2 separate regions of the Homo sapiens genome follow, and region 1 is linked to region 2. The links are chromatin contacts, found by Hi-C or POLR2A ChIA-PET in ENCODE. All regions are on one chromosome and are shown on one strand. Each heading gives the region's core, a stretch centred on a gene start or an enhancer-like site at or near the end of the contact. The rest is flanking DNA. Distances are from core to core; before and after follow the strand shown.

Region 1 (2,700 bases), core at 135-2,634, 5.2 Mb before region 2:
TGGGCGCGGGATCCGTAAGGTGAAGATCAAGGTGTGCTCATCGCTTGGGCCCGCTGAAAGGTGATTCGCCCCCCACCTGCTGGAACTCCTTGCCCGGGACCACCAATCCCAGCATGCCTTGAGAGCGCGCGAGGGCCTGGGCGGTTCCCAGGAGGTCCGGGTGGGCGCAGGAGAAGCGCGGGCCAGTGAAAGCTCTGAGAGCCCTGTCCCTGTGGACACTGTGTCTTGGGTTCCTTTACTCGGTGTGGCTCAGGGATTACCATTAGGGAGTGGAGTGTGGATTTCTCTTGCCCCGAGCCCTAAATGCCTTGGGGCCCTGCCTTGCACCCCACTGTGCTTTTAGGGGTGTGGCCCTGTGGGCTACATTTCCCAGCGTGCCCTAGGATCGTGGTCCTGACCTTTTCACCGCAAATTTCATTTCCCAGCATGCCCTGCGAGGTCACCCAGGGAAGCTTGGAAGTGGACTGTCTTTCATGGCTTCTAGGTTGCGGACTCAGTTTCCCATGGTGCCCTGGTGAACCCATTCATTCATTCATTCCAAAAATATTTGCGATCAGGTTCTCTCAGGTTCTGTTCTAAGAACCGAGGACAAGTAGTGCACAGAAGACAAAAGATCCCGCTCTCGTGGAGCTTATTTCTAGTTAAGGGGTCAGGAAAAAAACCAAAATAAATAAAACCCAGCTGGGCATGGTGGCTTACGCTCGTCATCCCAGCAGGATTACAGGCCGAGGCGGGCGGATCATGAGGTCAAGAGATCAAGACCATCATGGCCAACATGGTGAAATCCCGTCTCTACTAAAAATATAAAAATTAGCAGGGCGGGGTGGCGCGCGCCTGTTATCCCAGCTACTCTGGGGACTGAGCCAGAATTGCTTGAACCTGGGAAGCGGAGGTTGCAGCGAGCCGATATCGCGCCACTGAACTCCAGCGTGGCGACAGAGCGAGACTCCGTCTCAAAACAAAGAAAACAAAATAAAACAACAATAACAAAACAACTCTGCCTCTCCCCGCACTCCCTCCCACGCGGCTGTCCAGTCGAATTCCTAACTGCCCCGGGGCAGTCTGCTATTCATCCCCTTTACCCGGTGCTACACACTTCCTAGTATGCCGTGGGGCACCCCTCCGGCCTGTAGACTCCATTTCCCAGCATTCCCCGGAGGAGGCCCTCATCTGGCGATTTCCACTGGGCGCCTCGGAGCTGCGGACTTCCCAGTGTGCATCGGGGCACAGCGACTCCTGGAAGTGGCCAAGGGCCACTTCTGCTAATGGACTCCATTTCCCAGCGCTCCCCGCGACCTGCCCAGCACACCCTGGGGCAGCGCCGTGACGTCAGCACGCCGGGCGGGGACCGGGAGATCCTTGGGGCGGTGGGGGGCCAGCGGCAGTTCCCGGCGGCCCCCGGGGCGGGCGGGCGGGCGGGTGGTGGCGGCGGTTGGGGCTCGGCGCTCGCTCGCTCGCTGGGCGGGCGGGCGGTGCGATGTCCGGAGAGGATGGCCCGGCGGCTGGCCCGGGGGCGGCGGCGGCGGCTGCCCGGGAGCGGCGACGGGAGCAGCTGCGGCAGTGGGGGGCGCGGGCGGGCGCCGAGCCTGGCCCCGGAGAGCGCCGCGCCCGCACCGTCCGCTTCGAGCGCGCCGCCGAGTTCCTGGCGGCCTGTGCGGGCGGCGACCTGGACGAGGCGCGTCTGATGCTGCGCGCCGCCGACCCTGGCCCCGGCGCCGAGCTCGACCCCGCCGCGCCGCCGCCCGCCCGCGCCGTGCTGGACTCCACCAACGCCGACGGTATCAGCGCCCTGCACCAGGTCAGCGCCCCCCGCCCGGCGTCTCCCGGGGCCAGGTCCACCCTCTGCTGCGCCACCTGGGGCATCCTCCTTCCCCGTTGCCAGTCTCGATCCGCCCCGTCGTTCCTGGCCCTGGGCTTTGCCACCCTATGCTGACACCCCGTCCCAGTCCCCCTTACCATTCCCCTTCGACCACCCCACTTCCGAATTGGAGCCGCTTCAACTGGCCCTGGGCTTAGCCACTCTGTGCTGACCACTCTGCCCCAGGCCTCCTTACCATTCCCCTTCGACCTACTCTCTTCCGCATTGGAGTCGCTTTAACTGGCCCTGGCTTTGGCAGCCTGTGCTGACCCATGCAGTCCTCCTTACCATCCCTCCCTCGACTTCCCCTCTTCCGATGTTGAGCCCCTCCAGCCGGTCCTGGACTTTGTCTCCTTCCCTGCCCTGCCCTCTCCTGAACCTGAGCCAGCTCCCATAGCTCAGTCTGGTCTATCTGCCTGGCCCTGGCCATTGTCACTTTGCGCTGCCCTCCTCTCGCCCCCGAGTGCCCTTGCTGTGCCGCCGGAACTCTGCCCTCTAACGCTGCCGTCTCTCTCCTGAGTCCGGACCACTTTGAGCTCTACTGGCTTCTGCGCCGCCTCTGGCCCACTGTTTCCCCTTCCCAGGCAGGTCCTGCTTTCTCTGACCTGCATTCTCTCCCCTGGGCCTGTGCCGCTTTCTGTCTGCAGCTTGTGGCCTGGGTCACCTCTACGGCTGGCCCAGATCCTTCCCTGCCGCCTCCTTCAGGTTCCGTCTTCCTCCACTCCCTCTTCCCCTTGCTCTCTGCTGTGTTGCTGCCCAAGGATGCTCTTTCCGGAGCACTTCCTTCTCGGCGCTGCACCACGTGATGTCCTCTGAGCGGATCCTCCCCGTGTCTGGGTCCT
Region 2 (2,700 bases), core at 201-2,700:
ACCCCCAGGCACGTCCATGAGGCTCCTCCCTCCCCCTTCCAACCACCGTTTAGAACACTAAGCCTCAGCCTCTCCGAATTCTAAATTTGCCCTTTCTTTACCCAAATCTCTGAGCCCCACCCACTCCCAAGGGAATTTCTTTAGGTCCTAAAGTAGGACCGATGCCCCACCCCTTCCCCCAATACAGAAAAAAAAAACCTAAAGGTCTCCCAGGGGAATTACCTTAGGCCCCTCCCATCCACCTCAGAATATTTCGCCTCAAGGAAAAACTCAATCCCAGGGACATTTTCTTCCAGCCACGCCCCTTCCTCTAAAATATTTCCTTTTGGCCCCACTGCCTTCCTAGCTTCCATCCCAAACCAGTTCCCAGGGGAACTGCCCCAGGCCGCAGCCCTTCAGCAATGTTATCCACTCAAATCCCACTCCTCGCTCTGCCGCTGCCCCTCCAAGCCCCGCCCCTCATTGTTTATTTAGCTCCGCCCCTCCCCCGATTCCCCAGAGGCCCCGCCTCTTTGTCACATCGAAACCCCACCCCTCAACTAACGGTTGGTTTAGCCCCGCCCCTTCTCACAATGTGCTTCCGAAATCCCACCCATCGTGACGACAGTGGTTCTATCCCCACCCACTTAGAGGGTTGCCTCTGGGTCCCGCCTTCTGCCCTGTCAATCTAAGCCAGTCCCCGCCTCAGCAGGTGCCTGGTTTAAAAGGAAGGAAGCTGGGCTGTGAGCCAGAGCAACGTGGGGCAGGGAGGGTGGAGGAGGGTAGAGGGGGCACGCGGAGAACGGCTACCCGAACGCCACCCGTCCACACGCGGCTCTGCGCCGAGGGCCAAGGCGCATGCTACGTCGCCCGAGCGGTCCAATTGCCTTTACACCTCCGCCCTCTTGGGGATCAATGCGCATGTGCGGCCATTCAGGGTCCGCAGCTCTTTCACTACGGGGCACTGGTGGGCTACTGCGCAGGAACAACCAAGCACGAAGAATCGTTTAGAAAAAAAAAAAACACACCCTCCCCTGGAGTGCTCAGGCCCAGCTGCACGCGGGCTGACAAACATCGAGTCTAGAACTCTCCCACCCGGCCCCGGGCCCAGTGCGCATGCGCAGCCGCGCGCCTTCGGCCCACCGTACTACTTCTGCGCCTGCGCGACCGTGATTCCCCGCTCGCGACTCCCCACCCCCCAGGGCTCCCTAAAGAGGGCCACGAGCTGCGAAAGGGCGGGAAAGGCAGTTGGAGAAGAGGTAAGCGGTTACTCACTCCATGGCTGCAGCAAGGAGAGGCGGCGGCGGCCTCGGCTGAAGAAAGAAGGTGGGAGCGGAGAGCGCAGGCGTGGTGAGCGCGGAGACGGGCCGGGGGCACAAAGGGGTCGAGGCTACAGAGCCATGGCCGGGGCTACGCAGGCAGAGGCGGCGACACTGTAGTGAGAAGAGACTGTGATCCGAGGACAGGGAATGAGGCGGCCCCGGGGACTGGGGACAGATATATACTGGGTGGCGGAGCACGGCCCTCCCGGATCCTTCCGCGCCCCGCCCTCGCGCGGCCCCAACCGGGAGGCAGCCGGGTCCCCTCCTCCTGGGGATCAGGGGATCCGAGCCTTTCCTTCCCACTCCTAGGGTCCGGGACCCTCCTCCCTCTCAGCTGGGGATCCGACCTCTTCCCTCTGAGCCGGGGATCCAGCCCTCTCCTTGTGGCTCCGGGGTCTGGTTTCCTCCTCCTGACTCTAAGCTCTGGTTTCTTTCTCTTTCTGCCTCTGAGGTCTGGGCCTGCTTCCTCCTGTGATTTTGAGGATCCAGCCTCATTCTCTTCCCGCAGACCTGCACCAGTTCATTTCTCTTTCCCTTTCCTTGCTTGCAGAATTTCCTGCCAGTCACTTTTCACTTCTTCATCCCCCAGCTGCTGACTCTGAGAAACCCTCGTGGGTTAGAGTCCAGCATGAGTCACAGCACTCTCCCAAATACAGACCTGCCAGGATGGCCTCGGGCAAATAACTTAAGTTCTCTTACTTCATTTCCCTATCTGTAAAATAAGAAAAATCAACTCGCCTGGTGGGTTTATGAGACTCAAATAAGACGATGTCTGGCAAGCCTTATGCACAGAGCTCAACTCATACATTCCTGTTCAACTGTTTTTTTTTTTTGAGACGGAGTCTCTCCGTCTCTGTCGCCCAGGCTGGAGTGCAGTGGCGCGATCTCGGCTCACTGCAAACTCCGCCTCCCAGGTTCACGCCATTCTCCTGCCTCAGCCTCCCGAGTAGCTGGGACTACAGGCGCCCGCCACCACGCCCGGCTAATTTTTTGTATTTTTAGTAGAGACGGGGTTTCACTGTGTTAGCCAGGATGGTCTCAATTTCCTGGCCTCGTGATCCGCCCGCCTCGGCCTCCCAAAGTGCTGGGATTACAGGCGTGAGCCATCGCTCCCGGCCTCAGCATATTTTATTAATAGGAACTCTGGGGCCCAGTCTCATTTCTTCCTTACCACTTGTAAGAGCCGCAGACGTTGGACTGTCCAACACCTGCTGTCATTCTTCTGTCTCCCTCATCCCTCTAAAGTGTCTGTTTCCAGCTATCCTCATCTTCCATTCCAAATGATGGGTGCCCAGGCCCCATCCCCTGGCAGGGATTCAGACATCGAGGCCCCAGCTGCGTCCTTTTCTCCATCCCTTGCCCTTGGCTTCCTTTCAAACCGTCCTTCAGCTTCCACTGG

What was found. Hi-C counts contacts between places; a loop is a spot of excess contacts on that map. ChIA-PET counts read pairs that join two places held with the same protein, here RNA polymerase II (POLR2A). Pooled maps may share reads with other maps.
Region 1: a pooled map shows a loop between it and region 2 (3-fold over the local background). The contact joins the promoter of PPP1R12C here to the promoter of ATF5 in region 2. A Hi-C loop is called at or near these places in 1 of 50 pooled maps. POLR2A ChIA-PET finds 5 or more read pairs at or near these places in 2 of 52 experiments (B cell and activated naive CD8-positive, alpha-beta T cell).

What each region holds. Positions count from the first base shown.
Region 1 is chr19:55,116,321-55,119,020 of GRCh38, reverse strand. It overlaps PPP1R12C (protein phosphatase 1 regulatory subunit 12C), which reads left to right and starts at 1,384. Exons shown (of 22, transcript NM_017607.4): 1 at 1,384-1,798. The coding sequence starts at 1,478. RefSeq lists enhancers at 1,029-1,308, 2,269-2,348, 2,153-2,700 and silencers at 1,369-1,448, 1,639-1,718, 1,739-1,838.
Region 2 is chr19:49,927,955-49,930,654 of GRCh38, reverse strand. It overlaps ATF5 (activating transcription factor 5), which reads right to left and starts at 1,450. Exons shown (of 3, transcript NM_001193646.2): 1 at 1,255-1,450. NUP62 (nucleoporin 62) reads left to right here and starts at 1,151. Exons shown (of 3, transcript NM_016553.5): 1 at 1,151-1,329. It also overlaps a transcript of IL4I1 not described here. RefSeq lists silencers at 661-710, 1,561-1,620.